Linked DNA regions of Mus musculus: region 1 is linked to region 2. A link is a loop called in an ENCODE intact Hi-C map of the cell type or tissue named here. Cell type or tissue: gastrocnemius. All regions are shown on one strand. Each heading gives the region's core, and the rest is flanking DNA. Links, peaks and the distances in the headings are about the cores only. Region 1 holds the start of Tmem42 (transmembrane protein 42). Region 2 holds the start of 1110059G10Rik (RIKEN cDNA 1110059G10 gene).

What was found. Hi-C counts contacts between places; a loop is a spot of excess contacts. Peaks named below come from ENCODE experiments on the same cell type or tissue, not always from the same donor. Only the 100,000 strongest peaks of a DNase experiment are listed, where the experiment ranks them.
Region 1: a loop joins it to region 2, with 2.5 times the contacts of the local background. A loop is called at or near these places in 7 of 42 quality-filtered maps.

Annotation. Positions count from the first base shown.
Region 1 is chr9:123,017,240-123,029,398 of GRCm38, forward strand. Tmem42 (transmembrane protein 42) reads left to right here and starts at 4,087. Exons shown (of 3, transcript NM_025339.4): 1 at 4,087-4,331; 2 at 4,927-5,073; 3 at 5,600-6,252. The coding sequence starts at 4,140. The coding sequence ends at 5,734. It overlaps Kif15 (kinesin family member 15), which reads left to right. Exons shown (of 35, transcript NM_010620.1): 33 at 6-171; 34 at 348-479; 35 at 829-1,494. The coding sequence ends at 888. In gastrocnemius, for the core only: a CTCF peak has its summit at 4,781; DNase peaks (open chromatin) are centred at 3,367, 4,131 and 5,681; H3K4me3 peaks cover 1,958 bases; H3K27ac peaks cover 1,534 bases.
Region 2 is chr9:122,943,903-122,956,061 of GRCm38, forward strand. 1110059G10Rik (RIKEN cDNA 1110059G10 gene) reads right to left here and starts at 7,098. Exons shown (of 3, transcript NM_025419.4): 1 at 6,903-7,098; 2 at 5,023-5,167; 3 at 1,187-4,206. The coding sequence starts at 7,010. The coding sequence ends at 3,992. It overlaps Kif15 (kinesin family member 15), which reads left to right and starts at 7,179. Exons shown (of 35, transcript NM_010620.1): 1 at 7,179-7,250. The coding sequence starts at 7,232. In gastrocnemius, for the core only: a CTCF peak has its summit at 7,301; DNase peaks (open chromatin) are centred at 6,873 and 7,116; H3K4me3 peaks cover 1,953 bases; H3K27ac peaks cover 1,311 bases.

The DNA.
Region 1 (12,159 bases), core at 2,436-7,435, 71 kb after region 2:
TCCAGTCTAGAAGAAGTCCAGAGTGCACTTCACAGCAAGGAGAAGGCCTGCCACAGAATGAGTGAGGAAATTGAGCGAACCAGAACTTTGGAGTCTAGAGCATTTCAGGAAAAGGAGCAACTGCGGTCAAAGTTGGAAGAAATGTATGAAGAAAGAGAGAGAACTTTCCTGGTGTGTTGGGTTTTCCATGCTATGTAGAAATACTTAAGTAGAATAAGCAAAAACCAAATCTCTGGTTCAGTTTCTCTAGTGTGCAGAGATATATGGCCACAGAAGCTTGACCACCTCTTGATTGGAGCTCTTGAAAAGAGATACATAATGTGATCTTCCCATCCTTGGATTGACAGGAAATGGAAATGCTGAAAAAGCAACTAGAATTTCTTGCTGAGGAAAATGGAAAATTGGTAGGTCATCAAAACCTACATCAGAAGATTCAATATGTAGTACGACTGAAGAAGGAAAATATCAGGCTTACTGAGGTAAAACTGAAACTATTCTCAATAAATGGTGGTTTTAAAGAGATTTTAGTAAAGAAAATTGTCACTGCTATTTCACTTTGGGTTTTTTGAGACAGGGTCATACTCTGAAATCCAGTCTGAAACAGAACTCTCACAGCAGTCCTCTTGTCTCAGCCTTCGCAGTGGGTGGGATAATAAGTGTGTGTGAGCCACCCAATAATACTGGTAATTCAGGTTAAATTCTCATAGATGCCAGATATTTAATATTAACTTATAAATTAAACATTGTAGCTTTAATTTGAATATATCCTTAATGAGTTAAGAAAACAGCTCCTATAATAATTAATTTCCTTTTTTATTTTAATTACAGGAGACAGAAAAATTGCGTGCTGAAAATCTATTTTTGAAAGAAAAAAAGAAGGAATTCTAAGGATCCCAGCTATCTTCATACACATCACTTTGTTTAGATTGATTCTTTAAAAGTGGGATTGTATTTGCTCACATGGTAGAACTAAACTAAAAGACCTTAACTATGAATCATGGTGCGCACTAATCCCGAGTGTTCCGATGGATAGTGTGCATGCAAACTCAGCAGCCTGTTAAGTAACAATGCATTCCAAGTCATGTGTACATTCTGGAAGACCCTTAAAAGTCTGTAGCTGAGGTCTCTGGTGAATTCTAGTCAGGTCCTTTTCTTCTTTTTTTATTTACTTTATTTTATTTTTTTTTTTTTTGGTTTTTTGAGACAGGGTTTCTCTGTATAGCTCTGGCTGTCTTGGAACTAACTAACTCTGTAGTCCAGCCTGGCCTCGAACTCAGAAATCTGCCTGCCTCTGCCTCCCGAGTGCTGGGATTAAAGGTGTGCGCCACCACGGCCAGTGGGTCCTTTTCTTCTTAGATTCGCCTTTGATAAACTCGCTGTGAATCCGATGGCTGTTTTGTATTGAACTTGTTCATATATATTGGTTTGTTTTGTAACTGTTATGGCCATTTTCTACATGTCCAGTTTTTCAAATAAAATCTTTTTTAAAAACAATGTGTATAAATACTATGCCTTTGTGTATGTACATGTACCACATGTGTGCCTAGCACCCTTTGAGGTCAGAAGAGGGTGTCAGATCTCCTAGAATTAGTTATTAGTGGTTGTGAGCCACCATTCCAGTACTGAGAACCAAACCCAGGCCCTCTGCAAGAACAAGTGTTTTTAATCTCTTAGCTAACTCTCCAGCCCTAGTTTTGAGGGCTATCTTAGTCGGGGTTTCTATTCCTGCACAAACATCATGACCAAGACGCAAGATGGGGAGGAAAGGGTTTATTCAGCTTACACTTCCATAGTGCTGTTCATCACCAAAGGAAGTCAGGACTGGAACTCAAGCAGGAGCTGATGCAGAAGCCATGGACGGATGTTCTTTACTGGCTTGCTTCCCCTGGCTTGTTCAGCCTGCTTTCTTATAGAACCCAAGACTACCAGCCCAGGGATGGCACCACCCACAAGGGGCCTTTCCCCCTTGATCACTAATTGAGAAAATGCCTTACAGTTGGATCTCATGGAGGCATTTCCTCAACTGAAGTTCCTTTCTCTGTGATAACTCCAGCTGTGTCAAGTTGACACAAAACCAGCCAGTACAAGGGCCATAGTAACCAAAGCTATAGGAGAAGCAGGGTCTCATGTAATCCAGGTTTGCTTTTAAACTCCCTTAAGTTCCTGATCCCCCTGCCTCTGCCTCCAAAGTCCTAGGATTTTAGTTACACACCGTCACACCCAGGCCAATCAGGTTCTGACATGGATACACAAATAATACCCTAAATCAACCCCCTAACTTTCCTTGGTTTAAATCACTAATTTTGGAAGTCATATAGCTAGACAATACACTGTTGCCCACTTTTTCTCTACAGAGCATGCATAAGATGTGTGAATTAGTTGTCTTACTTACTTACCTTACTCTGCCAGAACATGAAGGTCATTTCTGTTAATTACCTTTATAATCCGTGGGATAAAGTCTTTGACAGATGCAGCTTAGATTTGTTTTAGCTTCTCCTATCAGTTGTTGCCACACACTATCTCCATTATTAAGTGGAATAGTACAGTGAGTACCCTTGAGTCTCAACTTCCTTATCTGCAAATTGGAGTGGTTTATACCACATAGGACTAATTGGGATAATCTATTCTTTTTATTTAAAATTTAATTTTATGTATTAATGTGTATCTGTGTTCAGGTGTATATATATGTACATGAGGATAGGTGCCTTTGGAGGCCAGAAAATAGTGGAACCCCTGGAGGTATGAGGTTGGGAGGCACTTGTGGGAAGGTTGCAAGCTGCCTAACTGCTAAGCAATCTCTCCAAACCCCAGTAATCCATCCTTTTATTTCATCCACAAAACCACCCGCATGAGAAGCAAGGTAGCATGTAAGAATGTCCATGAAAAAGCTCTTTAACAGGGAATAAAGTGTTTCTTCCAAGCCCCATACATTAAATATTATTTGTATTTTATATATCAACAAAACAAGTTTTGCTGTGTAGCCCTGGCTATGTAGAGCTATTTAGAGCAGGCTGTTCTCGGACTCACAGAGATCCACTTGCCTCTGCTTCCTCATGTGTACCAACCACCACACTTAGCTCACGTTATACACTTCTACAGCTCTCCTTTAAGGAAATGTATCCCTAACATATATCCATACACACTGCCATTGACTGAATTCAGGATTTTTCATGTATTATGGAAGCACTGAGCTATAACCCCAACTCTCCTTTATTACAAAAACAAAAACTTTTTGAGAGTCTCAAAAAGTCCTTGGCTTGCTTAGTACCTCTCTGTTGGTCAGGCTGGCCTCAAACTCAGTAATTCTACCTCAGCTTCAGAAGTGCTAGGATTACGGGTGTGTGCCACCATGCCTGGCTGCCAGCCCTCTCAAGTGAGACAATGTCTCCCTAAGTTGCTCAGGATGACCATTAACTGCCTCAGCATCCTAAGCATCTGGAATTACCGACAGTAGATGACATTTTACGGTTTGTTTGGGTTTTTTTTTTTTTTGGTTGTTTTTTCAATTTTTTTGTCGTTCTCAATTACTTTACACGAACTTAGAAGTGACTGTGCTTCTGATGGTCCAGGCAGAACAAACGTTTTCCCAAACAACGTTCTGTCTCAAGCGGCCGGTCTCCAGATCCATCATCTCCTGCGTCCACGAGGGAGCAGAGGTGCTTTGAAGGTGCAGCTTGGCTTCAGGATTAGCATGTTAGGTGCGCATCCATGTAAAGTGGCAGACCTCCCCGTCTTCTCAGAAGCAGGTTCCCCTTGACTGCAGGGCTCTTTCAGAAACAAGGTTACTTCCGCCGCAGGTTCTCCTCGGAGATAAACTCCCCTCCTCCCCAAGTTCACGTCAGCAGATTCCTCTCTCACAGTAGGTACCTCTCGGTAGCACGCTTCCTTCAGTGGCGCACGGTCCTCGCTACCGGATTCCCATCCCCCAGGTTCGCCGGAGCCGCAGGCTCTCCTTAGTCGCGGGTTTGCACACGCTGCAGGGTATGGGCTCCAGATTCCTTTCATTTGTAGGCTCGGCTCGGCTCGGCTCCGGACTCCACTGCAGCAGATTCGCCTCACTCGCCTGGCTCCGCCCTAGCCGGGCTCACGGCGGGTGGCGGCGTGCGTGGCAGTCGGCCGTGGCGGGCGCAGCGGGCCTCATGGCGGCCGGTCCGCAGTCCTCGGGTGCCGCCGTGTCTGCGGCCGCTTACCCTGACTCACCCGTGGAGTTACCCGCTCGCCTACAGAAAGGCGCGATGCGGCGCCGCTTCTGGGGCGTGTTCAACTGTCTGTGCGCCGGGGCGTTCGGGGCTCTGGCCGCCGCCGCCGCCAAGCTGGCCTTCGGGAGCCAGGTGCAGCCCGGGGCGCCACGCGGGGGCGGGGCGGGGGGAGGGCGGGGCGGGGGGAGGGCGGGGCGGGGGGAGGGCGGGGCGGGGGAGGGCGGGGCGGGGCGGGGAGGAGGGCGGCTTAACCTGGGTTCCCGCCTGCGCCCATGTTGGACCACCTGGTTTTAGGCACTGCCTCCTGGGGGAGGACCTCGAAGCCCACCTCTCAGTTTAAGTCCCCTTGCCATAGCTTTTTTAGCACGTGACACCTAAGGTGAGATAACCGGTTGCCCATCTCTTCCTGTCCTTGGCAAGAGTTCGGACTGAGCGCCTGCGGAGCTTCTGCATCAGAGAATTCGATCCTGACCTGAACAGGGGACTGCTTGATATAGATTTCTGGCGACTTACAGTCCTTTTGTAAAGTCATATCTTTCCAGAAGGCTACTCAGCTACAAGAAATTTGAGGTCTTCGTGGAAGATAACCCTGCCCCCTGTCTGCAGGCAAATTCCTCTGCCTATCAGTCAGGGTCCGCATATGCTTTGTATGAGACGTGTAAACATCTCCCAGTCTTTCAAGGTTATGCCCATGGTGGTTGTAGCTCAGTGACACTTTCTCCTGCAGGTCAATATTGGCTTATGTGTCTTAGGCATCGTTGCCATGGCAAGCGCCAATTCTCTGATGTGGACCTTCTTTAGCCGGGGCCTCAGTTTCTCTATGTCTTCAGCCATTGCATCTGTCACAGTGACTTTCTCGAACATACTTTGCTCGGTGAGTAGCCTGGTGACCTTGTTCTTAGGGTTCTTGGTGAGTTAGTTGTCCTTGGGAAACCCCTGATTTTCCAGGCTCTAGAAAGGACAGGGAGTAAAACAAAAGTTGGGCTGTCTCCAGGCAAGGAACAGTTAAACATGGAAAACTTAGGAGTGAAACCTATGTCACTCTGGGATAACACCAGCTATCTCAATCAAGAACTCTAACATTAGCTATGGGGTCTAGGGGGTCTGGTCAAGGGAACCCAGTCTTGAATTGGAAGACAGCTTAACTTGGGTTTATGATTACTGGGTACTAGCTATGTCCGTACTGGCCCTACCTGCTAGCCTGCTGAGCCTCAGTGCTCAGCTGGGGTGGTAACCTCTTACGTCCACAGAGGAGACAGAAATACGTGGATTGATCATGAAGGTGGTTGCTGGATGCAAAGCACCAGACTTTGGCCTCTAGCCCCTCAGGAAGAAATCAGCCAAGGAATGGTGGAGCCTACCAGGGTAGGCCAGGTCCCTTACAGCTGTCTCTTCCACAGGCCATCTTAGGCTACCTGCTGTATGGAGAGTGCCAGGAGATCTTATGGTGGGGAGGGGTGTTCCTCATCCTCTGTGGGCTCACCCTGATCCACAGGAAGTTTCCACCCACCTGGAAGGAGAGCAAGGAGCAGTGAGGCCAGTCGGTGGATAGACCAGACCCACTGTAAAGAGAACCATGATACCCAGCCAAGGGTTGACAAGTTGGGCTGCTTCCAGGGCGGCCTGGGAGTGCAGCCCTTAAGTGTCAGCCACATGGAGATGGTGGACCAGCCACTGGCCTCTGACCTCCTCACAGCCTGGAAAGTTAAAGCATTAGCTCCTGTAAGGGGAAGCTAACCACCACAGTATGAGGCCCAAGTCCTTCAGTGTTGGTATAGTGCCTTGATTCTTGTGCACCAGGGAATATTGGAAGACTCTGTGATCATGGGTTACACAGCAACATGGCAGGTACCTGAAAAAAACAAAAAACATGTGATTAGAATCCTGCCCTTCATGTACCCCAGCACTGGCAGTTGGCTTTCTGAAAAAACAAACAAACAAACAACAAAAAAAAAACAACTTGATGTGTCATGCCTCAGGTGGTCCGTGATGCCTATGAATCCACAGCAAAAGAAGGGAACGTGGGCTAATAAACACTTGTAAGCTAAAGCTACTGGATATGGAATTTGAGGGTTTTTTTCCAACGTGGAGGTAAGGGCCTGCACCCAGGTAGGTGAGTTCTCAGAATTGGGGTAGTGGGGTAGTGAGTACAAATGGAGATTTTCTCCATATTCATCTGGACAGGTGACAGGAAGAGCTTGCCGACACAGATCCACTGCTTCTGCTAACTGCGACCAAACCTCTCACACTCCTACAGTAGTTCCTCTCTTCATATCTCCTCTGTCCCTACATACTTGAATCCCCGCCAAACAGCTAGCATGGGAAGGTTTGCAGGTCCGTAAGGTCCGGTTCCGCTGTGTGCTTCTGTGCTGTGTGCTTCTGTGTTTGCCCTCCCCTCTGCCCCGCACTCTCTTACTTGCCCCGCTCCTGGCAACAGTCTCTGCTCCTAGGTCTAAACTCCTTTAAACTCTCAAGGGGTTCAGGACAAAAACAAACAAACAAAAAACCAAAACCATCCTGACCACTCCATGAGGAAGATGTTTTAGGTGAAACCAAGTCTCGGGGGCCAGTGGAGTGACTTGTCCAACACTCAGCTAACAAGTGCTAGAGCGATAGTCAGCCCTGCCTTCTTTCTCTAAGCCTCATTCCTTTTTCTTTTTTCTTTTTTTTTTTTTGGTTTTTCAAGACAGGGTTTCTCTGTGTAGCCCTGGCTGTCCTGGAACTCACTTTGTAGATCAGGCTGGCCTCAAACTCAGAAATCTGCCTGCCTCTGCCTCCCAAGTGCTAGGGCGACTTTCAGCCCTGCCTTCTTTCTCTAAGCCTCATTCTTTTTCTCTTTTTTTTTTTAAGATGTATTTACTTATTATATGTAAGTACACTGTAGCTGTCTTCAGACACAGCACAAGAGAGCATCAGGTTTCATTATGGATGGTTGTGAGTCATCATGTGGTTGCTGGGATTTCAACTCATGACCTTCAGAAGAGCAGTCGGAGCTCTTAATCACTGAGCCATCTCTCCAGCCCTAAGCCTCCTTCTTAATCCTCATCACTGATCACTGCCTCACTCTCACAGCAGCAAATCAAGGCCAGAGACACTAAAGAAACTGTCCCACATTGTACCAAGTCTCAAAACCCTCTTGTCACTAGCCACTTCCTTGTCTGTGAGGGCGCCATGTTCCATGTGATGGTCTATGTTAATCCCTTCATTCTACCTCTGAGGAAGAAGAAATCCATCCAAGGCCCCACAAGGTGGGTTCCCATGTGGGCCAGGCACTAATCAAGACCAAGCGTGAGAAACTGGAGAGATGGCTCAGCAGTTAAGAACACTTGCTGTTTTTGCAAAGGACCTGCGCCTTTCAATATCTCACACCCACATGGTGGCTCACAACCATCTGTAACTGTAGTTCTATCACCTCTGATGCCCTCTTCTGACCTGTCTTAGCACTAGGCACATACATGCCACTCAGTCATATGTGCAGACAGTTATACACATAAAATGAATTAAAACAAAAAACAAAAAGAACAAGCATTGAAGGTTGCTGAGAGCCACCAGTAGGGTCTGTCTGGGCAAACCATCATGCAGGTCAGAAGTCCATCTTGACCCAGGCACTGTCCTTGGGGGCCTCTGCCTTCACCGGGACCTGTGAAGTGCATAGAGGTGCTCGGTATTAACTCCACAGAGACAGAAAACCACAGGATCAAAACATTTGTCTACAGAGGATGAATCGTTTTCTGGAAAGCAGCGAGGTATGCCTCTGCATTAACCCTAGAAGACTGGGAGAGTCCCTGCCTTTGTTTCAGAGAGTGGTTCTTTTGCAAAAAGAATAAGCTACAAGACAATATTTGGCTTTCTGCTGTGCATTTCAGATTTTTACTTGAGTTTTGCTGGGTTTGTTTCAGAGCTGGAGACTGAATATCAGGTTCTATAGCCTGTGGCTGTGATCAGGTGGTTACCATTTTCGGTTCTTGTTTTTAATTAATTATTTATTTATTTATTTATTTATATTTAAAGGGTGTAACCCAGGGTTTCTTTTTAGTATATCCACAAGATTTTCAGCTATTATCATTAATTACAGAACATTTCTCACTACTCAAAGAATATCATACACATCAGCTGCAACTCTCTGTCCCTGAGGCCATCTCTGTCCCACCCCACTCCAGTCCCTGAGGCCACAAATGCTTCTGTTTTAAGAATTTGCTTAGTCTAGATATTTTATATCATTTTTTCACTTAAAATCCTGTTTCTAAGGCTTGTTTTTTATGTACCACATTTTAATACTTCATTCCTCTCTGTGGCTCAGTCCCATCCTATCTTGCAGGTAGACCATTTTGTCTGTGAATTGAAATCATGTGTTGAAACAGGGTTTTTCCTCGCTTTGGGGCTATTTAATATGGGTGTAAATATTAGTATTCAAGATGTTTTGTGGAACACGATTTCAACTCTGTTGAGTATATAACTAGAAATGGAATTACTAGGACACAAATTAACCCATTTTAACTTGGTCTCTTTGTTTTCTTATTTCTGAGACAGAGTTTCTGTATGTTGTCCTTGCTAGCTTAGAACTTGCTATATAGACCTGAGTGACCCCAAACAACTCACAGTGATCTGCATGCACCCACATCCCGAGTGCTAGGATTCCTGTTTAACTCTTTGAGGAACAACTATACTGTGCTATAGCAGCTGCACCATGTAATGGTCTAGCCATCCACACTCGAGGGTCCCAGTCACTCGTTTGTCCACACTATTGTGAGCCATCTTTCTCAGTTTGTGTGTCAACTGTACATTAATTATGGCATTTTCATACATATGAAATACTTTGATCATGATAAGGCCCCACCTTTGTTCATCTTTTTATTATTACAGCCATTGTTTTAGTGTCTCGTCCAGTTGAAAAAATACTCTGGTAAAGTCAACTTGAGAAAGAGCTGATTCTGGCTCATAATTCAAGGACACAGGCTGTCCACCACTCAGGAGTGGGAGCAGTTGGCTAGGTTACACCCACAGCCAGAGAGAGTGGTGAATGCCTGCTGCTGCTCTGCTCCCTTTCCTGAGGACCCCAGCCGAAAAGTTGAGCCAGCACAGTGGTCCCAGTACCTCCCTGCTGACCCAGGCTGTGGGGTTAACACTATCATGGCCATCCTAGTAGTGTCTTCAGTCACTTGTGTATCTTCTGTGGGGAAATGTCTTGGATATTTTTTTAATTGGGTGGGGACTCTTGGTTTTGTTTTTATGATGGTCTCAATAATGTAGCTCAGCCAAATTTCCTGCCTTAGCCTTCTAAGGGCTGTAATGATAGGAATGAGCAATGCCCTATTTTCCTAGATGCTGACTTAGAAGAAAAGCTGGCAGCTTAGAAGGCTAGACAGCCCTGAAGTGGGATAAGATTAATAGAGTGGAGCAGAACTGAGATCTGAAACCCAAAGAATGCTGTGGTTTCTGCATGAGGGGAGTGGCTCAGCACTCCTGTCCAGCGAATCCCACACCTAACTCTAACCCTAAACCTAACCCTAACCCTAACCCCCCCCCAACCCTAACCCTTTCACTGCAGAGCTATTTGTGACCTCTACTCACAAACTGTCATATTACCACCACCCGGTCCACACTTAAGACCCATCCTGTACTGACTAGTTTATGCCAACTTGACACAAGCTAGAGTCAGCAGAGAGGATGAAGCCTCAACTAAGTGTGTATCTATAAGAACAGGCTGTAAATCCTGGCAGTGATGGCATAAACCGTTAATCCCAGCACTCAGGAAGAAGAGGAAGGTGGATCTCTATGAGTTAAAGGACAGCCTAGTCTACATAATGAATTCCAGGACTGCCAGAGCTACAGCAATAATAACCCTAACTGAAGACAAAGCCTGGATGCAAAAGGGAGCGAGGCCCATCTGGACCTAGACCCCTGCCTCAGTACCTTCTAGGGGCCTCTCTTCTATTGAAAGCCTGGTCTCTGCCTTTAACCCTCCCTAGAGAGTAAGGGAGGGTGACCTCTGTAGACCCACTTCTCTTTTACCAGCCCACCCCTGCCACTCCCACACACTGTATTTAAGCAGCCGAAAGCTTTGAGAGAGAGAGAGAGAGAGAGTGTCTGTCTGTCTGTCTGTCTATCCTGGTCTCACTGAAGGAGCACTAGAATCTCAGCTTTACATGGATGTGTTCTGGACGTTGAAGCTGGGTGCTCCCACCTGCCCAAGAAGTGTTTTACCCACCAAGCGATGTTCTCAGCCCCAGTTTTGACCATTTAAAACTCGGTTACTTACGATTTTTTTTAAAGTGATAATTGTCAGATTCTTCTAAGTACGGCTAGACGTTCCTTAGAGACGGCACCAAATGCACAAGCAAATGATATGCAAATGCTTTCTCCCATTTGGGGAGTTGTCTTTTACTTCCTTGAAATATTAATGTGCCTTTTGGAGCAATGAGTTAGTTGCTCTTTAAATTTTATTTTATGTGTATGGGTGTTTTGCATTGTCTGCATGTCTGTGCACCACCTGGCACCTGAGGAGGCCAGAAGAGAACATCAGATCCCCTGGAGTTAGAGATCATTGTAAGGTATACGGGTGCTAGGAGTCAAGCCTGGGTCCTCTGGAAGAGCAGCCTGTGTTTTTAACTGCTGAGCCATCTCTCCAGCCCTGCACATAAGTTTTTAATTTTTGATGAAGTCAAAATGAATTTTTTCTTTTGTGTGTGCATATGGTGCCATATCAAAGAATACAGCTAAATAAGAATGTGACAGCATTCAGATAATACAGATCCTTGAAGTGAAATTGCTTTTTAACTCTAGATAGTTGACCCAACTAACATTTTAAAGGGTTAATTTGTATTTAGAACATTTGATAGAAGGCAAGAGCAGAAGCAGAAAGACCCATTAAAGAATCTGCAGCCGGGCTGGGGAGACGGCTCAGTCGTTAAAGGCTGGGCTCACAACCAAAAAGATAAGAACCTGCAGCCATCTAGGTAGGAGGGAAAGAGGTGTTGGTAATCAGACCCTAGGGTTCCCTAAGGTGGTTCATGCCTTTAATCCCAGCACTCGGGAATCTGAGTTAGGCAGATCTCTGTGAGTTCAAGGCCAGCCTGTTCTGCAGATGGAGTTCCAGGACATCCAGGGCTACACAAAGTAACCTTGTCTCAAAAAAAAATATTTATGTGTATGACTGTTTTGCCTTCTGTGTGTGTGTATGTACCATGTGATGTGTGTGTGCCATAAAATGTGTGTGCCTTGTGCTTGCAGAGGCCAAAAGAGTACGTAAGATCCCCTGTAACTGAATTTACAGGCACTTACGAAGCCACCATATGGGTGCTAGGAACCAAATCCTGGGTCCTCTTGCAAAAGCAGTAAATGCTTTTAGCTGCTGAGCCATCTCTCCTGCCCCCCTCCCCCCCATCTCTGGAAGAGGAGCCAGTACTCTTCACCACTGAGCCATCTTTCCAGCCTGGAAACATTTTGTTTGGAAACAGTGTCTGGCTATATAATATAGGCTGGCTTTGAACTTGTAGTCTTCCTGTCTTATTTGCTTGAGTGTTGGAATTATAGGCAAGCATCTACATGCTTGAGTAAACTGAATTCTGTAATGTGTTGTGTTCTTTTGTTTTGTTTTTCCATGCTGCAGATCAAACCTAGTCTTATTCATTCTAGGAAAGAACACAAGAGTTGAGATATATCCTATTTGGGAACATAATCTGGCAAAGCAAATCTGAGTCAGAAATTTCAGTCTAGAAAAATTTCACACACATGCCCAAAGAGATATGTAAAAATGTTTATCGTTACTGTTAATAATTTTAAATTTTTGAGATGATACTATCAATTGGAGAAGAATAAGGTGAGTCAGGCTGGACACTAAATAGCTGTTAAAACAAGGAATGGGGTTTGTGGATGAATAAATCTCAAAACTATAATGTAGGCCTCCATGTGAAATGCACTTGCTTCACGAATATGAGGACCTGCGTTCAGATCCCCAGAG
Region 2 (12,159 bases), core at 4,458-9,457:
ATCCATAAAATAAAAAGATAGGCACCAAAAAGTAATGCTAGCCCAATAGAAGGTCACTTACTATTAAAAATAAAATGTAATAAAGTGGAATCACTACTTGAGTGTATGGCCCCCTAGGATCTGGAGTAATAGCTAGCTAGTCCTGTTCACCATGCTCTGAAGTTTGTTGATTTAAGGATACAGTAGACAGAGGCATTAGATTCTCAAAAGTATGCAACAGGCCACATACGCAGTATCTACTATTCAAAGTACAGCGTTCTCAGTTTTCATTGCTATTTCACTCTTCTCCTCTGTTCCAAATAACTCTGTGACTTTTCCCTTTATGGAGTTCAGCCCCTGGGGCTCTATTCATACCTTATCCCTAGATTAAAAGACTCAACTTTTTAACATCAAGATTTCTGCTCTCAGCATCTCAAGACAATTACAGAAGTGAGTTTTGTTTGTTTTGAGATGGGCTATTCCTGCGTAGCTCAGGATGACCTGGTAATCGCTATATAGTCTAAGCTAGGCTTTCCCTGATAAATCTCCCTGTTCATCTACCGAAGACCTGCATCATCATTTTAGGCCTGCATCATCACACCCAGCTAGAAATGAGAATTTGCATTTTAACTTTCCCCTCCTGTATAAGGCAGAACCCTTCACCTGGGCAATGCCCATCTTTGTTGTGTTCAATGTTTTTTTTTTTTTTTTTTTTTTTTTTTGGTGTCCCACTCTACCATTAATTTTCTACTACACGGAAAGGAATTTAACTGAGCTGGCCAGGGTGGTGTATACCCAAAATCCCAGCATCTAGGAGGAAGAGATTGGCAGATCTCTGAATTCATCCAGGGTTACACAGAGAAACCCAAGTCAAGCATAATAAGTACCACAAGAAAAAAAACCATCCCAAAATGCAGACTATGAATTCTAGTGAATTACTTTATGGATAGCACCCCATGCCAAACTTATTTCCCATACACATACCAAGGTAAGACAAAAAAAAATCATTGGGATATTTGAACTAGAGATAAGAACTTGCTGTTACCAATGATGTGCTATAACATTTGTAAAACTTATGGGGCACTTAATATCATAGCACAGCATGTCAAAACCAACAGTTGCTATACCAACAGTCACTATAAAAGTTTGTTTTCTTGCAATGTGTTCAATATAGTGGCATGTCCCCCCTTTTCCTTTTTTTTTTTTTAATATTGTTGGGAATTGATCCAATGCTCAATGTTTGCACAGGAGGTCTATCCCTAAAGCATAGCCCCAGTTTTGTCCACTTCTGATTTTGTTCCCTTAAGTGATGGTTTTGGGAAAACAGTCCATTTGAAAGTTTGAACAGTGTCTTTGCATTTCATTGACTTATCAAATAATTGTTTTCTAAGAGCCTACTATATGCAGACACACAGCCCCACTGCCTTGTGCTTGTAAAACTGTCCGGAAGCCTAAAAGTGAATTGGATCCTCTGACCCATCCTTTTTCCTTGGAATGCATGTCTGAATGACCCCAAATTACTCTGAAAAAAAAAGCATTAAGAGTCAAAGCGTTGCAGAAACAAGTGTGTGTTGTCAGTTTCCATCCAGAGGCCTGGAAATGCAACTGAAGGAAGAACACTGAGAATTGGACCTGGAGCTTGAGATCACGATAGCTCTGACATTAACATTTGGGTTAGTGGGGGTGTTAGTGCTATTAGGAATATCTAGCACTGGTGATAGGAGGAAATGCTCTACCATTAAGCCACATTCTACCATAGATACTCTAATGACATGGTCTCCTTATGATGCACTGGCTAACCTAGGACTCACTATGTAAACTGGGCTAGCCTCAAGTAGATCCACCTGCTTGAGCAGTGCTGAAAGTAAAGACCTGCATCACTAGGCCATCTTTCCCGAATGTCTCTTCCTGCCAGATGTTTTTATAGATTACTCTGCTTCAACCCCACTACAGTCCTATGGAAACTGGCGCTATTTGGGAAAGATTGTAAATGAGTAAAATGCTTGGGGTTTTTGAGTTGGCTCTGACAAGTGAGAAAATATATGAAAAATGAACATCTAAGCTTGGTAAAATCCTTGAGAATCTCAAAAGACAGTCACAGGGACGATAAAAGTGGCTGGGTTGAAGCAGGAATGACCTCCATGCTCCCCTCCAGCAGTGCATTTCTCTTTATGGGAAGGCATGTGGGACCATTTCTGGAGCTGGGACATCAGCATACACCCCTCATCCTCTTTGCTCCACTGGAGGAACCAGATGAAGCTGCCTGGCATCCCAGAATGGTGTAGGACATGGTTCTTTAGTCTCAGAGTCATGGTATGGCAGCACTAGCTCTTACTTTCCTGATGATCCAATCCTGTTCCCATGTTGGTGACCTCAAGCTCCATCACTTGGGCTTGAGGAAAGCAGAGAGAGACATAAAAATAAAAATAGCGCTTCAGCTTTTCTGAGGTGAGCTACACCCAGTCCCCTTCCCACACATATAATTTAAAATAAAACACATCTTTTAAAAAATTGCTTTAGAGCTCAGCAGTGGTACTAATCTTAGCACTTGGAGTCAGAGGAAGGCAGGGTGAGTTCCATGACAGCCATGGCTACACAGAGAAACCCTGTCTTGAAAAAAAAAACCAACAAATTTCTTTTAGCCAGGCATGGTGATATATGTCTTTAATTCTAGCACTCAGAGTGCAGAGGTACATGGACCTCTGGGTTCCAGGTTACACAGGTCTACATAGTGAGTTCTAGGACAGTCAGTGATACACAGGGAGATCTTGTCACAGGTTCTAAATAAATTATTGAAAAACAGTGGAACTGTTTGTTACATGAAGAGATTGTTTTATAAGGTAATTATGCTGTTATTAAAATTTTCTGTTTTTCTTGACTAAGAATTAAAATTTCCACAGAAAATGTGTTTTCAAAACGCTAAATTGGAAAGCAACCACTGGCTCCCTTTTTCTGAATACATTTAAGTGGCAGGAGCTGCAGTTTGTAGGTTTCCTTGTGTGAATGTGGAAGACCCTGTGAATTTGCCGCTATTGCACAGGGGCCATATACACTCTTGAATTATTAAAGTGTTAGTATATGTTCTGCTCAAATAAGCACTTACTTTGTTTTTTGAGACAGCACCTCACTTTGTCACCCTGGCTGGTCTAGAACTCACTCCACAGAGCAGTGGGTCTTGATCTTCCTCCTGTCTTTGTTTTCCATGTGCTGGGGTTACAGGTTACTACACCTGGCTTAGAAAGGTATTTTTAGCCAGGCCATGCCTTCATCAAGTGCAGGGTTTTACTAATGAGAAAGACACAGCAGAGGCTCAGGGAGTAGAACTGTTTGAAAGGATTACAAGGACTAGGAGATATGGCTTTACTGGAGGAAGTGTGCTTTGAGGTTTCAGAAGCTCAGTCAGGCTCTCCCTTTTTCCCTCCAATGGCCCCACTCCTCCCCAGTCCCCACACCCCACTCCACCCTGCTTGTGGATCAGGATATAGCTCTGAGGTATATCCTTCTCCAGCATCAGGCCAGTCTTGATGCCATGTTTCCTGCCCTGATGGCAGTAGACCAAGCTGAAACTGTGAGCAAGCCCCTAATTAAATGCCTTCTTTTATAAGAGCTGTCATGTCATCTCTTCTCAGCAACAGAACAGTGACTAAGACAGATCTATTTATGAAATCCTCTGGAAGCCTTTAATGTTAGATTTTGAAATAAACAACATCAGAAAATTCTACAAATGTAATTCTAAGAAAGAAGGACAAAGAAGAAATATAACAATCTCAGTTTTGTTTAAAAATGCAATATACATATATACATACCCATAGGAGGGAGACAATAAAAAGCATTAGCAGTAGTGAATGTCTGGCATTCCAAACAAAGGGGCAGGAATGGGTAGGTTTACTTTATGAAATCGCTCCCTGTATTTCTGAGTTCTTCTGCAATGAACATGTAGTACAGTGTCACTTGAAGATGGAGCAAAAGCAGTATTTTTAAAAACAGGAAACCAAGTCCACAATATTCATATTTACTCATTTTCATCTTCACTGTCAAAAGAAAGGAGACTGCTATTTTTTATTTGTTTTTGTGAGTTCTTTCTAACTGAACTTTGCTTATTTACATCATCTTCATTGGTTTTCTTCTTTTTGGAGCTTGCTGTTAAACCTGAACACTTTTCATCTGAGGAACGCTTAACTGGTTTTCGATAAACTATTCTTCCATCAGCTGGAGGTGGTTCTTCATCTGTGATGAAAAAGATAAATTGAAGCATTTTTTTTCTCTTTATTTTGCTGTTAACAAAGAGTCTAATGACAAGAAAATCTTATTCTGTACTTAACGATGTCTTTGAATCAATTTGGTCTGGTCTTCTCTATTGCTTTTAGTTATAACCCCCCCCCCCCCAGCACATGCAGTCACTCAATAAAAACTCACTAAAGTTTTCCATAATATTTAGTCCCCATCTGATTACAGTGAAGATGAAGAGGCCTGCACTTAGACCTCATGTATGCTCTACTATTGAGCTGTATTTCCAGCTCATAAGGTTGTATTTTTGAATTGTTTGGAACCACAGTATTTTTCCATAAAACAATGCAATAGGAATAATACAAGTATTATACAAAGCCGGGTGTGGTGGCGCACGGCTTTAATCCCAGCACTCAGCAGGCAGAGACAGGCAGATTTCTAAGTTCGAGGCCAGCCTGGTTTACAAAGTGAGTTCCAGGACAGCCAGGGCTACACAGAGAAACCCTGTCTCGAACCCCCCCCCCCCCAAAAAAAAAAAACCTCCAAAAACCAAGTACTATACATAACACAGTATACTTCAGGCACTAATTACACAGATATCTATTGACTGGTTGGCCTATTTTAGCAATAGGATACTTTATACAGTACACTAAGGTCAGTCTACTTATTTTCTATTTCACTGAAGTGATACTTGAGGCACAGAGTGAAATCACTTGCTCAAGGTTACACATCTGGTACAAAAGCTAATGCTTGAACCAAAGGCTTTCTTCAAACCATTCTATTCAATTAAAAAAATCAGATTATTTTAGGATATACCTGTTTTGGCAGCCTTTATTTCTGCTTTAATTTTCATGACCTCTTCAGCTGTTAGGTCTCCCTTTTTTAAAACCACTACTTGAGGCTGTTCATCTTCTTTGTCACTGTGATTGCCATCTTCATCTGGGAGCTGAGGCTGGATTTTCTACAGAAAATGTTTGATAATCTTTAACCAAACACTGCCATTGTGAGCAACTGTAATTTTTAAAGTGAAGTGGGCTGGGCAGTGGTTGTGTATACCTTTAATCCTAGCACTCAGGAGGCAGAGGCAGACCGATCTCTGTGAGTTTGAGGCCAGCCTGGTCTACACAGTGATTTCCAGGCCAGCCAAGACTACAAAGAGAAACCCTGTCTTGATAACAAAACAAACAAACAAGCAAAACTAGAACAAAAGCAAAATGGATAATGATCCTTGAAATGAATAGAAGATAAAATTTTAATTAAAAATAAACTCCAAAGAGTTTATTTTTACTATACCAGAAAACAGAAACTGGGAAACTTCTCCAGTGGGATTAATTTCTATCTAGACTATTGAAGGCAGTGCCACATCATCTTGCTTCCTCTTTTCTAATCAATATTTTTCATCCCTGTCTTGTCTGGATTTGATAAAACAACAACAACAAAAACCAACAAAACACCAACAACCTGACTTTACCATCCAAGCCACAAAAGTACAGAAAATAACAGGAAAATTATATTTTCCCCTACCTCTGCTCATTTGATATACTAACAGCTTCAGTTTTGTAGATATCTTTGTTTGTTTTTCAAGACAGGGTTTCCTCTGTTTAGCCTTCATTGCCCTGCAACTCCATTTGTAGATCAGGCTGGTCTGGAAGTCAGAGATCTGCCTGCTTCTTCATTCTGAGTTCTAGGATTCAAAGACATGTGCCACCACTGCCCAGCAGATACTATTAGCTGCTATTCAAGGACACACAAATAGTTATATAAAAGGTTTTGTACATAAACAATACTGTACATAATTGTTTAACTTTTGAAATTTATCAAACAGAAACCTAGTACTCACTGTACAAATGTAACAATTATATTTTGTCAGCTAAGTCAAAACATTTCTACTTTTTAACTAAGAAAGGTTTTGCATACTTTGAGATAAATACAGAATTATCTCATTTTTCAAGCAACTGTCTAATATTTAATTTTGGGCAGTCATCTTATGGGGAATACCCTGCATGACTTGGCCTTTGCCCACTACTATATTTTATCCCATGTAACTTTCACAGCTTCTAAGAGTCTAGACAACTAAGTTTGAGTACTCAACTGTCCATTATGTCTGTCTTTTTTTCTCAAACTGTGTCTAGGATGCTCCAGGCCATCTCTTACATAGCTAGCCCTCAAAACTAAAGAATCCCTAGATGCGCTTTTGAACACAACTGCATGTCCTCTTGTTTGACCTGTGCATAGCTTCTCGGCAGCAAGAACGCATTGTGTTTTCAATGTTACCTTCATTAGACAACCCCCTTTGAGAAGTACTGTTTCATTTCCCTATCTTGAGACACACAGCTTGGTAAACAGCAGGGGTTCTACTAGTCCTGGCTGATTCCTTCAAAGACTCCTGATTCGAGTCGTTTAATCAAGTGGCTTCGGTCTCCTTATCTGAAAAAGGGGACGACGCTGTCAATCACCTTGCTCAGGTAAAGTGAGATCCGCAAGTAAGAAAGGACAGAAAAGCTGTCTAGACTAGCTACTAGGGCTAGGTCGTTTTCAAGAATAGCACCCTGCAAGTAAGAATTCCTGGACCCGAGAGGCCAGACCTGGGGTCCGGCTGGTCGCGAGTGAGGGACCTGTCAGTTACGTCGGCACCGAGGAGCCGGAAGTGGGGTGGAGATAGAGGGTCTGACTCGGGGCGACTCCCGCGGCCTCACCTTGGTCTCTACGGTGGGCCCCTCCTTGTAGCCGACTCTCTCTTTGAAGCGGGACAGGAAGGCGGGCTCTGCGGGCCGCACATAGGACACTTGGTTCCGCTTGCTCATGGTAGTTCTGGTTCTGACCAACAATAAATAGCACTCGGCAGACTTGGCAGGGTACAAAGTGTCTGTCGCCCGCGCGGACTTCTGACGTAGACCGTGTTAGTGACGCCATCCGACCACGCCCAGGAGGCGTGGTCCGTTGGGGCGCCAAATTCAAATCTGCGGCCATCTTGAAGGGAGGATTCTGGTGGTCCTGGCGTAAGCGAATCTCGGACGGGGTCGCCATGGCCCCCGGCTGCAAATGTAAGTTGCGAGCCTGCCTGGTGAACTCATCGCCGCTGGCAGATGCCGGTGCTACGGGGCGTCACCTCTTAGGGCGCCCCGCGAGGGCGACGACGGCACACGCAGTGGGAACCCGAGTTCCTCACGGAGCGCGGGCGTCCCGCCTCGGCCACCCTACACCCGAGCGCTCTTCTCTGTGCATGGGACCCTGCTGTTTCCTTGCTGGCTTCTGGTGTCCTGAGGGCGGCCCTTGCGCTGCACTTGATGCTTGATTACCTATTTCTGCCTTTTTTGAAGGGAAGGGATTTGTGTTCCCTTCGGTGGCCTACCCTCAGAGGAGGGAACTTTAAAGCGAATTGCAACGGTCCCTTTACAACAGTTCCCATTCTTCATGCAAGACTTCATGAGTTCCTGAAACCAGAACTGTATCTTAGTACAGAACCCTATAGATAATGTGCTCTGTAAACTAAGTGTACTAAGATTAGCTAATACTAAAATACCTCAATTATAGTAATAGACAGTAATAGTTATTTGAAAGTAGTCTTTGCCTCAATTATAGTAATAGACAGTAATAGTTATTTGAAAGTAGTCTTTGACATAGTGTCTTATTATACCGGTCTTTTATCCTATGAGATTCTACGGTGTCTACTTGCTGAGAGAAATTCTGTAGACAGTATGACAGAGTTAGTATCCAAAAGTCACTTGAACACAAGCATTGTGATATAGCCACTTGATCTAATAACAAATGGCTGAGACTGTTAGGAGAGTAGTGTTTATAGTACCTGGCTAAAAAGAGTTGTGTAGCATGAGGCTTTATATTGAGACCTTGTTTAAAAAAAAAAAAAAAAAAAGGCTTAGAAATTGTTTCATTCTGAATTTTCTATTTAGTTGTTTTAGATTGTGATTGATGGCTGAGGAAAAAAACATAGAAAAAAGAAGTGCAGATTATGAGTAGACTAATATATATATTAATCTGTTTTCATCACAAAGAGATTGATTTAATCCCCCACTTCCAACGTATATGAGTGCCACCTCTTATATTGCCTATTATCTTTCTTAAATTATTTTTAATTATTGGTGTGTATGTGAGTGCACATGCATGTGTATATGTGTGCACAGCTGCGAGTGTAGTTTGTGTGTAGGTTGCTTGTGTGGGTGAAGATGGCCGTGGAGTGGTTGGATACTCTAGAGCTAGCATTATGAGTGGTTGTGAGCTTCTGAATATGGGTGCTGGCATGTGTGGTTTTTTTTTTTTTCCTTTGTTTTTCGGCTGATTATAAGATTTGAGAATAAAATGAGATACTTGAGAAAATTGTGAAATTATACATTTGAAATTTACAATAGTGTTCATGTTTGTAGCTCTTTGTCAATTGTTATTGTTTCCTGATGAATTGTTTTAGTAACCCTTTAAGTCTATTACACTGATATTTGAACAGCTCTGTGTGATCTTTTCCTCTATTTAAAGTAGCCTGTCTCCTCTACCTCTTCAGCAGTAAGAGAATTTAAGCGTACAAACTAGTACATGATAGAGCTTAAATTCTTTTTAAAATCTAGGCTCGTCTTAAGGTTTCTGTGAAGCCAGACAGGGCCTGGAGCTTCTGATCCTCAGGATTTCACCTCCCAAGTGCTAGGACAGCGATAGCCTTGTAGTCAGTCAGTAACTCCTTCGGCCTCAGCCAGTCTTCTGATTTCTACCCTCACCGATTAGTTTTACCTATTCTTGAAGCTCATGAGCATGGTACATATATTCTTTTTCTTGTTGTAGTAACTGTCCTGACACTTTGTGCCTGTGGGCACATGATAGGCAGCAGCAGCTATCACTGCTGTTTAGTGTTGTACTAGGTAAGCATGTTACAACTTGTTCTCCTTTTGATTGCCCTTTAGTTCACTCTTTTTTTTTTTTGAACTTGGGTTTCTAAGTTGAATTATCATGAGTAAAACACCTATGAATAGTGTTTAACATGTTTCTAGGCAGACACAAAAATGACCTCAAAGTTGAAAAAGATGTACAGTGAATGTATACAGAGGATTTCCTTGTAAAGCCACAACTTTATGATAGCCTCATAATAAGACTTTATACTTTAACCTTGGGTCAACAGATAGTATAGTGAGGTGGCTGATGGTAGGAAATAAGAATTCCAGAATGCCTGTGTTCAAGTCCTAGCATTTCTCAATACATCTTTTCAGGTTTCAGGAATTATACCAGAGCTGCCTACTTCTCTGAAGTTTGTTTGCTTGTTTGTTTGTTTTTTAAGACAAAATCTCTGCATAGTTTCCGACATCCTGGTACTTGGTTTATAAACCAGACTGACCTCTAACTCTGAGATCCTCCTTCCTCTGCCTCTGAGGTGGTCAGTTTCAAGCCATGCACCAGAGGCCTCTTCCCTGAAACTCTTCACTGTTGGGGTGGAGGGTTAAACGTTTTCTTTCGTGACTCTTTGTAACTCAACACAAACATGTACACACATGCCTATTTGTTGGGGTAACATGTTTTGTATACTGTGAAGGCATGTCCTGTCTCTCCTTTCCTGCCTAGCTCTAGGACATCATCAGCTCTTTATTAAAGCCAACCAGTGAACGCCTTAGGTTAAGTGAGGAAGGGCAGAGACATACCTTTCACAGCATACAAAACATTATCCCAGCTTCTCCCCCTTTAACATCTGATCACTTAAGGAGGTCTCTGCAGATCCAGAGTGGGTTCTCTTCCTGCACTTCTCCAGTTTTCGTCCCACGGAATCTAGCTGCATTTACTTTTCCAAACTCTGAACCATTTCTCCTCAGCTCAGCCAGATAAGCAAGCTCTCTGTGGACTCTCCACCTTTACTGTGCCTTGTGATCCAGAGTCACTTTACTTTGTTGTCTGTTGTCCAGTGTTGAGGACTTGTTGCATATTTTTGGTCCAGTTTCCTAGTTACTTAAGTAAATCCAGTTTTTGCTACTCCATCATGGCTGACTGATGATTGATTGAAATCAATTTGAAATTGAAATAAAATAGAAACCAAATTGAAATTGATTGAACTCCTTCTGTTCATAAGGACAAGCAACAAGATGATCTGAGATTTCAGCTGTCATAACACGAACTGATATATATATATATATATATATATATATATATATACACACACACACACACACACACATACTGTCTCTTTGTCACCAACATTTGAGAGGACTGTGAAAGGTGCTGTAGGGCTGTGGGGCGGGGTGGTTTGGTAGGCTTGTTTGTTTTCTACTTCACAGGTGTTGGGTTAAGGTATAGGTGGAAGTATAATCTCCAGAAATCAAGTTCTGTGATAACATTTTGCTTTTAATTTTTGTGTGAACAGAACAGAATCCTTATTGTCCTAGTCTCGATCATCAGAGATTTTTGTGTGCTTACTATGAATCAGGTACTTTAGGTATGCTTTATAAAGCAGAAGAATAATGCTTATTATGATAGCCAAGAAAGGGCACTGAGAGAGATACTGTGCATGAGGCGGGGTAGCAGAGAGGCTGGCAGTTTGTGTCTGTGGGCTCCACATCTGCTCATCAGTACACAGGAAATATTCAGGACAAAATACATCCATCTGTATAGAATATGTACAGAATTGTTTTCTAGTCATTCTCTAAATAATACAACTGAGTACTTCGTAACATTTATACCATATTAGGTATTATAAGTAATCTGAAATTTTTTTTTTTTTTTTTTTTTTTTTTGGTTTTTCAAGACAGGGTTTCTCTGTGTAGTCCTGGCTGTCCTGGAACTCACTTTGTAGACCAGACTGGCCTCGAACTCAGAAATCTGAACTCAGAAATCTGCCTGTCTCTGCCTGCTGAGTGCTGGGATTAAAGGTGTGTGCCACCACTGCCCAGCTTTGGAGATCTTTTAACATATACAAGAGGATGTTTATGGAATGACAACCATTTTAAACATCCACAGAATTGTTAGGTATCTGGAGTCATGAAGTAAATCTGTTGCTAACAAAGGATTATATATGCTATTACATAGTGTGGTTGGGGAATGCCTTATTTAGAAGATAATATTTGAGGGCTGGAAAGATGGCTTTATTTGATTAAAACACTTACCACCTAGCCTGATTACCTGAGTTCCATGCCCAGGACCCACATAGTAGAAGAAAAGAATGGACTCCTGTCACTTGTCCTCTGACCCTCTCTACACACACAAAATAAATAAATCGGTAGATAAATAGATAAAGATTAGAGAAAGATTTAATAGATTAAATGTTTAAAAATTGTGTTTTGCCTTCATAGTGTATGTTTATCTCTGTGTTGGAATGACTTGCTCACCTGTCTGACTGGATTTCAGTCTCCTCAGTAGATGCTTCTTTGTTTGCTCTTTGCCTTCGGAAGCTTTTGTAGAGGTGTTATCCCCTGTGCCTGGTTGATCAGTTTCCAGGCTGTGGTCATACTGTCCATCTCTAACCTATTTATTTTGCCCCTCTTTTGCCTGCTAGGTTAACATGACATTTGATGGGGCTAGGGCAGTAAAGAAGGAGGGAGACTTGTAATAACCCACATAAAAAATAATTGTTTATTCTCTGGTGGTGGCAGTGGATTTTGAACCTAGAATCAAGTGTTTACTGAAAGGTTTTATTAAGAGTGAGGAAGAATGGAGTTGTGGTGGGACCAGCCCTGGTGGGTCTTTTTTCTTGTTTGGTTCTTGAGACATTGGAAGGGGAAGAGCATCGGCAGGGGTAAGACTTGGTCTTGCAAGATATTTAAGGTTGCTGTATAACAATGAAACATTTTCCTATCTTAAATCTAAGTCAGTCATTTAGCTGTGGTAGCTATCCTGCCAGTCTGAGTTCCTCTGACAAGAGAATCAGTTTAGCACCTCATCCTAAAACAGCAGGAGATTAAGTAAAGTAGTCTTTGATCTATCTCTGAAGGAATTTTGAGGTTCTAACTTTCAGCCTGCTAATTGAAGTCC